Linked DNA regions of Homo sapiens: regions 2 and 3 are each linked to region 1. The links are chromatin loops, found by intact Hi-C in ENCODE. Cell type or tissue: GM12878. All regions are shown on one strand.

Evidence for each region. Peaks named below come from ENCODE experiments on the same cell type or tissue, not always from the same donor. Only the 100,000 strongest peaks of a DNase experiment are listed, where the experiment ranks them.
Region 2: it touches region 1 in a loop (5-fold over the local background); 27 of 110 quality-filtered maps call a loop at or near these places.
Region 3: it touches region 1 in a loop (15-fold over the local background); 3 of 110 quality-filtered maps call a loop at or near these places.

The regions. Positions count from the first base shown.
Region 1 is chr16:81,480,384-81,482,883 of GRCh38, forward strand. The region is part of intron 1 of CMIP (c-Maf inducing protein); the gene reads left to right. Among named protein-coding and RNA genes, the nearest start is that of CMIP, 37 kb to the left of the region's middle. RefSeq lists enhancers at 672-761, 792-861. In GM12878, a CTCF peak has its summit at 1,173; a DNase peak (open chromatin) is centred at 1,168; H3K4me3 peaks cover 1,134 bases; H3K27ac peaks cover 2,462 bases.
Region 2 is chr16:81,430,037-81,432,536 of GRCh38, forward strand. No RefSeq gene overlaps it. Among named protein-coding and RNA genes, the nearest start is that of CMIP, 14 kb to the right of the region's middle. RefSeq lists an enhancer at 2,472-2,500. In GM12878, no CTCF peak of the experiment used is centred here; a DNase peak (open chromatin) is centred at 1,375; H3K4me3 peaks cover 576 bases; H3K27ac peaks cover 694 bases.
Region 3 is chr16:81,715,561-81,718,060 of GRCh38, forward strand. No RefSeq gene overlaps it. Among named protein-coding and RNA genes, the nearest start is that of PLCG2, 62 kb to the right of the region's middle. RefSeq lists a silencer at 1,580-1,803 and enhancers at 2,128-2,207, 2,228-2,427. In GM12878, no CTCF peak of the experiment used is centred here; DNase peaks (open chromatin) are centred at 471, 1,091 and 2,261; H3K4me3 peaks cover 1,210 bases; H3K27ac peaks cover 2,091 bases.

The DNA of each region.
Region 1 (2,500 bases):
ATAAAAATTAGCCAGGCGTGGTGACACACACCTGTAATCCTAGCTACTCAGGAGGCTGAGGCATGAGAATCGCTTGAACCCGAGAGGCAGAGGCTGCAGTGAGCCAAGATCGTGCCACTGCACTTCAGCCTGGGCGACAGAGTGAGACTGTATCAAAAAATAATAATAAAATCTCCACCTGAGTCCAAAGCCCTGACCCATTCTGCTGCTCCAGCCTCCCTCTGTTGTTTTGCAGGTGATTTTGGAAGGGGCACCTGTTGCTACTTATGTGTTTGCTATGGGGTAAAATAATTAAAAACTATCTAATTGGGATTTATGGGGTGCCAGCTGTATGCCAGGCACTGATTCACGTTCTCTCATTTTACCTTTACAGCCACCTTGTGCAAGGGGACTGTTATGATGACATCAGTTTCCCCAACATTGTTGGGAAAGGACGGGGGTGGTTTGCCTCACTTATCATGGAGGGAGTCTCCCCTTGGCCCTCCTGGTGGGGACCTCAGCTGAAGCAGAGTGGGAAAGAAGCCTGTGTGTGATGTCAGGGTGGGGTCCAAAGTTGAGGCTGAATGCAGTGTTTTCACGGGATGGCTTTGACATCGGTGAGAGCTGCTCTGCCCAGTTTGAACTAGTGGTGGGCCATTGAATGGAGCTGGAGAAGCTGTGCACACCTCAGGGCTTTGGCCCGGCTGTCTCCCTCAGCTGCACATGGTTTGTCCCTCCTATTTGCGTTTGAGATTTTTGATGGCTGTGGGACTCATGATTTATTCAACAAATATTGTTGAGACCTGATAGCTGGGCGCCGTCTGGGGCTCTTAGGAATATGCGGTGATGAGACAGGCACAGTCTCCATTATCCTCATGGTCTGGCAGGTGGTACGGATTGTTGTGTCACCCTCATCTGGGTGTGCCGGGCCCTGTCTCTGCATGAGCTCCCTCATTCCAGCCTCATGGCAGGTGTACAGGTGAGGGCCTTGAGCGACTGTGTGTAACAGATGAGGACAGGGCCGCTCAGGAAGGCTGAGAAGCTTTCCCAACGTTACACAGCTTGTGAGAAGCGGAGACTGAAATTGAATGTGAGCTGATGGCTTCAGAGCTTGACTAAGTAACACTGACAGATAATTATGAAAGAGGAAGTCCAGGGAGCATCTGCGTGGGATGGGGCCATGCCAGGGCCAGAGCGGCTCCCAGAGGGTGCTGTTTCAACTGAGGTCTTGGGGGGATGGGTACACTAGTTTCCTGTGGCTGCTATGACAAATGACCACAGGCTTTGTGGCTTAAAGCAACACAAAGTTATTATCTTACAGTTCTGGAGGTCAGAAGTCCACAGTGAGTCTCGTAGGGGCTAAAGTTGAGGTGTTGTCTTTCTGGAAGCCTAAGGGAAGGGTCTGTTGCCTTTTCCATTATCTAGAGGCTGCTCGCATTCCTTCCCTCGTGGCAGCATCACTCCAACCTCTGCTTCAGTCTTCACATCTCCTCTGGCTCTGGCCCTCCCGCCTCCCTCTTTTTTTTTTTTTTTTGAGAGGGGGTCTCACTCTGTCACCCAGGCTGGAGTGCAGTGGCGCAATCTTGGCTCACTGCAACCTCTGCCTCCCGGGTTCAGGTGATTCTTGTGCCTCAGCCTCCTGAGTAGCTGGGATTATAGGTGTGCGCCACCACACCTAGCTAATTTTTGTATTTTTAGCAGAGACAGCGTTTCACCATGTTGGCCAGGGTGGTTTCGAACTACTGACCGCAAGTGATCCACCCTCCTTGGCCTCCCAAAGTGCTGGGATTATAGGCATGAGCTACCGGGCCTGTCCCTGCCGCCTCTTATAAGGACCCTGTGGTTACACTGGGCTCACCAGATCATTCAGGGGCACCTTCCGTCTCAAGATCCTCAGCTTAAGCAACTCTAAGGGTCCCTTTGCCATGTCAGGCCACATAGTCACAGGTTGAAGGGAGTAGGATGATTAGGGCCATTATTGTGCCTATCATAGCAGGGGAGAGTGAGGCTGGTGGGCAGGCAATCTAAGGCCTGGAGGTGAGTGGGTGCTTGGCTTTGGAGGGGTGCTGGGCGCCTAAGTACCTGGAGGAGGAGCTCCTGGAGGGGAGGGTGAGACAGCAGAGGGCCTTTTAAGTCATGGGGCAGACTGGGAGTTGGTCACCTGCTAAGTAGCTTCTGGAGAGAGGACCTCTGTTCCCACTTGAGCCTGGTGGACATGCGTGTCCCAGGAGGACGGTGTGTGTTGGGGAAGCCCCTGCCCCTCCCCCACCTAGGAGCTTCCCTTTCACAGTGACAGGAAGAGGGAGAGCTAGGAGCATAATGTGCTTTGGGCAGGAAATGCAGGCTGCATCTTCCCATTGCTGGAGAAGGTGACAAACCCGGGCTTCGGAGTCACTGGGGCTGGGTTTGAATCCAAACTCCACCACATCCTAAGCTGAGCCCGTTCCCAACTGTAAAATGGGGGTGAGATAGGGCCTGACTCACAGGGTCAGCCCTGGGGTCAGCGAGGCAGGTCATGGGA
Region 2 (2,500 bases), 50 kb before region 1:
CCCCAGAAGACCCCTATAGATTTAAAATTTTTTTTTTTTTAGCCCTGGCAAGAAAAATGTTCTAGCTTGCTGATCTCTTCCTGGGGATAAGTAAGAGTGACATGGCTGCTAGAATTAGTATGTATTGATGGCCCCTTTAGCACTTCTCCTTTCAAAGAGGTAAATACCAAGTACAGACTCAAAGCTGCGAGTTGCCTCCGTGCTCAGGCTGCGCATGGTGGCTCACACCTATAATTCCAGCACTTTGGGAGGCTGAGGCAGGAGGATCTCTCTTTTTTTTTTTTTTTGAGATGGAGTCTAACTCTGTCGCCCAGGCTGGGGTTCCATGGCGTGATCTCTGCTCACTGCAACCTCCACCTCCTGGGTTCAAGCAATTCTCTTGCCTCAGCCTTCCAAGTAGCTGGGATTACAGGCACCCGCCACCATGCCCGGCTAGTTTTTTTTGTATTTTTAGTAGAGACGGGGTTTCACCATGTTGACCAGGCTGGTCTTGAACTCCTGATCTTGAGAAATCCACCTGCCTCGGCCTCCCAAATTGCTGGGATTATAGGCATGAGCCACCGGGCCCAGCAAGGAGCATCTCTTGAGCCCAGGAGTTCAAGACCAGCCTGAGCAACACAGTGAAGCCCCATCTCTACTAAAAAACAAAAAAAAATGTGAGAGAAACAAAAAATATTTTGTTTGTTAAACAAAAAATGTTAGAGAAACAAAAAACGTTTTGTTTATTAAACAAACAAAAAATGTTAGCCCAGTCTGTGCTGCAAGCCTATAGTCTCAGCTACTTGGGAGGCTGAGGCAGGAGGATTGCTTGAGGTTGGAAGGTTGAGGCTGCAGTGAGCTATGATCACACCATTGCACTCCAGCCAGGGCAAAAGAGCGAGACCCTGTCTCAAAAAAAAAAAAACAAAAACAAAAAACAAACAAACAAAAAAAAACAAAGGCCGGGCATCGTGGCTCACGCCTGTAATCCTAGCACTTTGGGAGGCCGAGGCAGGTGGATCACTTGAGCTCAGGAGTTCGAGACCAGCCTGGCCAACATGGTGAAACCCAGTCTCTACTAAAAATACAAAAGTTAGCCGGGTGTGGTGGTGCACCCCTGTAATCCCAGCTACTCGGGAGGCTGAGGCAGGAGAATTGCTTGAACCCGGGAGGCAGAGGCTGCTGTGAGCCAAGATGGTGCCACTGTGCTCCAGCCTGGGCAACAGAGCAAGAATCTGTTTCAAAAAAAAAAAAATCCTGCAAGTCACCAAATAATGGTATGAAATGAACACAGAATCTAATGTACACAGGCCTGGATTCCAGTCCCCTGTGGCCTTCAGGGTTGAGTCCACGATTGATTGGTGGTGTCTGTCATGGTCAAAGAAATGAGTCAGCTTTCCCACTTTCATACAGATCTAGGGTTTCTCAGCTGCAACTAACCTTTGAGAGAGATTTGCCTAGTTAACCCCTGAGTAAAATCTGCTTAAGATTTTTAGCCAAACAAAATAGAAAAAAATGAATAAAGAGAGAAGTAAACTACTTGCCTGAATCCCTGGCCCAGGACCCAGCCACCTGTCAACCACTGCTATTGTGAAACCACTCAGGCAGAGGGGACACTGTCCAGCTCAGATTCACGGGTCATTGTCATCCACGCTGAATGAAACTCATTAGTCCTTTGTGAGCTGTTCAGGTTTAATGCCTCTAAAATTGCCTGATGAAACTGGAGCGTGGTTGGGAAACAGACAATGGGCCGTCCGGCTGAACAAAGCTGTCCTAAGTGCTCAGCGCAAAGTCGAGTCAGGTCCCGCCCATGGCACCCGGAGTGGAGCCTCAGAAATCATGACTGCTCCCTGTGAATATTCTAGTGTGAGCTCGAGGACAGTAGGGCAGACTTGGGTCCATGCCTGTCCCAGATAAAACCGGGTGAGCGACGCCCTGGGGGCTGAATGGAGGCCCGGCGAGCAGGGTGTGCTTACGGAGAACCAGCCGGGCTGGGGGCAGAACACATGCACTGCTGTGGTGGGCTTTGGGCTCTGCTATGGATTGGATTGTGCGCTCCCAAAATACAAGTCCTAGCCCTCAGCATGTGACCTTTTTTGGAAATAAAGTTTTTGCAGATGTAATAAGTGAAGATGAGGTCATACTGGAGCAGGGTGGGCCCCGATCCGATGACTGTGTCCTTATAAAAAGGGGAAGTTTGGACACAGACACACAGGGAGAACGCCTTGAGCATGAAGGCAGAGATTGCGATGATGTGTCTGTCTACAAGCCAAGGAATGCCAAAGATCACCAGCAGAGAGAGGCATGGAACAGACACTTCCCCCACAGCCCGCAGAAGGAACCAGCCTGCCAACATCTTGATCTTGGACTTCTGGCCCCCAGAACTATGAGAAAATAAATTTCTTGTAGTTGTTTAAAGCCCCCTAGTTGGCGGCAGCTCCATGGAACTGATACAGAAACCTGGCTTTGAGGCCGTCTCTCTGGAAGACTTTGGGCAAATGACTTTCCTCTTTGAGCCTGG
Region 3 (2,500 bases), 240 kb after region 1:
CGTTGTTGGTGAGAATGGAAATTGGTGGATAGCCACTGTGGAAAACAGCAGGGAGCTTCCTCAAAAAATGAAAAACAGAACTACCATATATGATCCAGCAATCGCACTTCTGGGAACATATCCAAAGGAATTGAAATCAGGATCTAGAGAAGAGATCTGCACTGTCATGTTCACTGCAGGACTGTCCACAACTGTCAAGATACAGAATCGGCCCAATTGTCCCTCAGCAGATGAATGGATAAAGAAAATGTGATATATACACACAATGGAACACCATTCCAAAGTGGTGTCCTTTACGCCTTTACAAAGAAGGGAATCCTGCTCTTTGCAGCATCGTGGAGGAACTGGAGGGCATGTGTGCTAAGTGAAATAAACCAGGCACAGGAGGACAGATACTGCATAATACCACTTCTATGAGGAATCTAAAATAATCAAACTCATAGAAACAGAAAGTGGAATGGTGGTTGCCAAGGGCTGAAGGGAGGGGGAAGTGGGGAGGTATTGGTCAAAGGGAACGAAGTTTCAGGTATGCAAGATGGAAAAACCCTTGAGAAGTACCATACGCATAATGACCATAGTTAACAATATTACAGTATATACTTAAGATTTGCTAAGCATGGAGATGTTATTATCACACACAATCGTAATAACAAATAACTGGGGCGGGAGGAAACTTTTGAAGGAGATGGAAAGGTTTATGGCATAGACTATGATGTTATCCCCAGGAGCAATTTGGGGAGGTTCAGACTCTTGGAGCCAGACGCTGCATGACCCCTAAACTGAAATTTCTAATCTTGTAGCTAATTTGTTAGTCCTGCAAAGGCAGTCTGGTCCCCAGGCAAGAAGGAGGTCTTTTCAGGAAAGGGCTGTTACCAATTTTGTTTCAGAGTCAAGCCATGAACTGAATTCCTTCCCAAAGTTAGTTTGACTTACGTTCAGGAATGAACAAGGACAACTTAAAGGTTAGAAGCAAGATAGAGTCGGTTAGGTCTGATTTCTTTCACTGCCATCATTTCTCCTGTTAAAATTTTGCAAAGGCAGTTTCAGTATGGTTTCACGGGTGTATGCTCATCCCCACACTCACCGAGTTGTATGTGTTAAATATGTACGGCTTCTTGTATGTAACCACCCAACAGGTTCACCACGCCCACTGCCTAGACAGGGCCAATTGATCAAGATAGGGCCAATTGATCAAGACAGGGGAAATGCAATGGAGAAAGAGTAATTTACACAGAGCCAGCTGTGCGGGAGCCCAGAGTTTCATTTTTATTCAAATCAGTCTCCCTGAATATTTGGGAATCAGAGTTTTTAAAGATAATTTGGCGAGTGGGGGCTTGGGAAGTGGGGAGGGCTGATTGGTGGGGCTGGAGATGGAATCACAGGGGGTTGAAGTGAGGTTTTCTTGCTGTTTTCTGTCCCTGGGTGGGATGGCAGAACTGGTTGAGCCAGATTACCTGTCTGGGTGGTGTCAGCTGATCCATGAGTGCAGGGTCTGCAACATATCTCAAGCACTGATCTTAGGTTTTACGATAGTGATGTTATGCCCAGGAGCAATCTGGGGAAGGTTCATACTCTTGGAGCCAGAGGCTGCATGATCCCTAAACTGAAATTTTTTTTTTTTTTTTTTTTTTGTGAGACGGAGATTTACTCTTGTTTCCCAGGCTGGAGTGCAATGGCACAATCTCGGCTCACCACATCCTCCACCTCCCAGGTTCAAGCGATTCTCCTGCCTCAGCCTCCCGAGTAGCTGGGATTAAAGGCATGTGCCACCATGCCCGGCTAATTTTGTATTTTTAGTAAAGGCGGGGTTTCACCGTGTTGCCCAGGCTGATCTCGAACTCCTGACCTTCCTGACCTCAGGTGATCCGCCCGCCTCGACCTCCCAAAGTGCTGGGATTACAGGCATGAGCCACTGTGCCTGGCCCTAAACTGTAATTTCTAACCTTGTAGCTAATTTGTTAGTCCTGCAAAGGCAGTCTGGTCCCCAGGCAAGAAGGGGGTCTTTCTGGGAAAGGGCTCTTATCAATTTTGTTTCAGAGTCAAACCATGAACTGAATTCCTTCCTAAAGTTAGTTCGGCCTACACCCAGGAATGAGCAAGGACAGCTTAAAGGTTAGAAGCAAGATTGATTTGGTTAGGTCTGATTTCTTTCACTGCCGTCATTTTTCCTGTTATAATTTTGCAAAGGCTGTTTCAGCATGGTTTCACGGCTGTATACTCATCTCCGTAATCATCAAGTTGTAAGCGTTAAATATGCATGGCTTCCTCTGTGTTAATTAGACCACAATAAAGTGGTTTAGAGAAAGAAGAAACAGCAGCAAGAGACATGGCCCTTGTCCTCCAGGGGCTCAGCACCCAAGCATGCTGGCAAGGAGTCAGTCACATACTGCATGGCAAATGCCATGACAGGACACTAAGGCAGGCACAGATGGTGGGCAGTGAACCCAGGCCTATGGGCATCACGGGAGACTTCCTGGAGGAGGTGGTATTGTTGAGAATG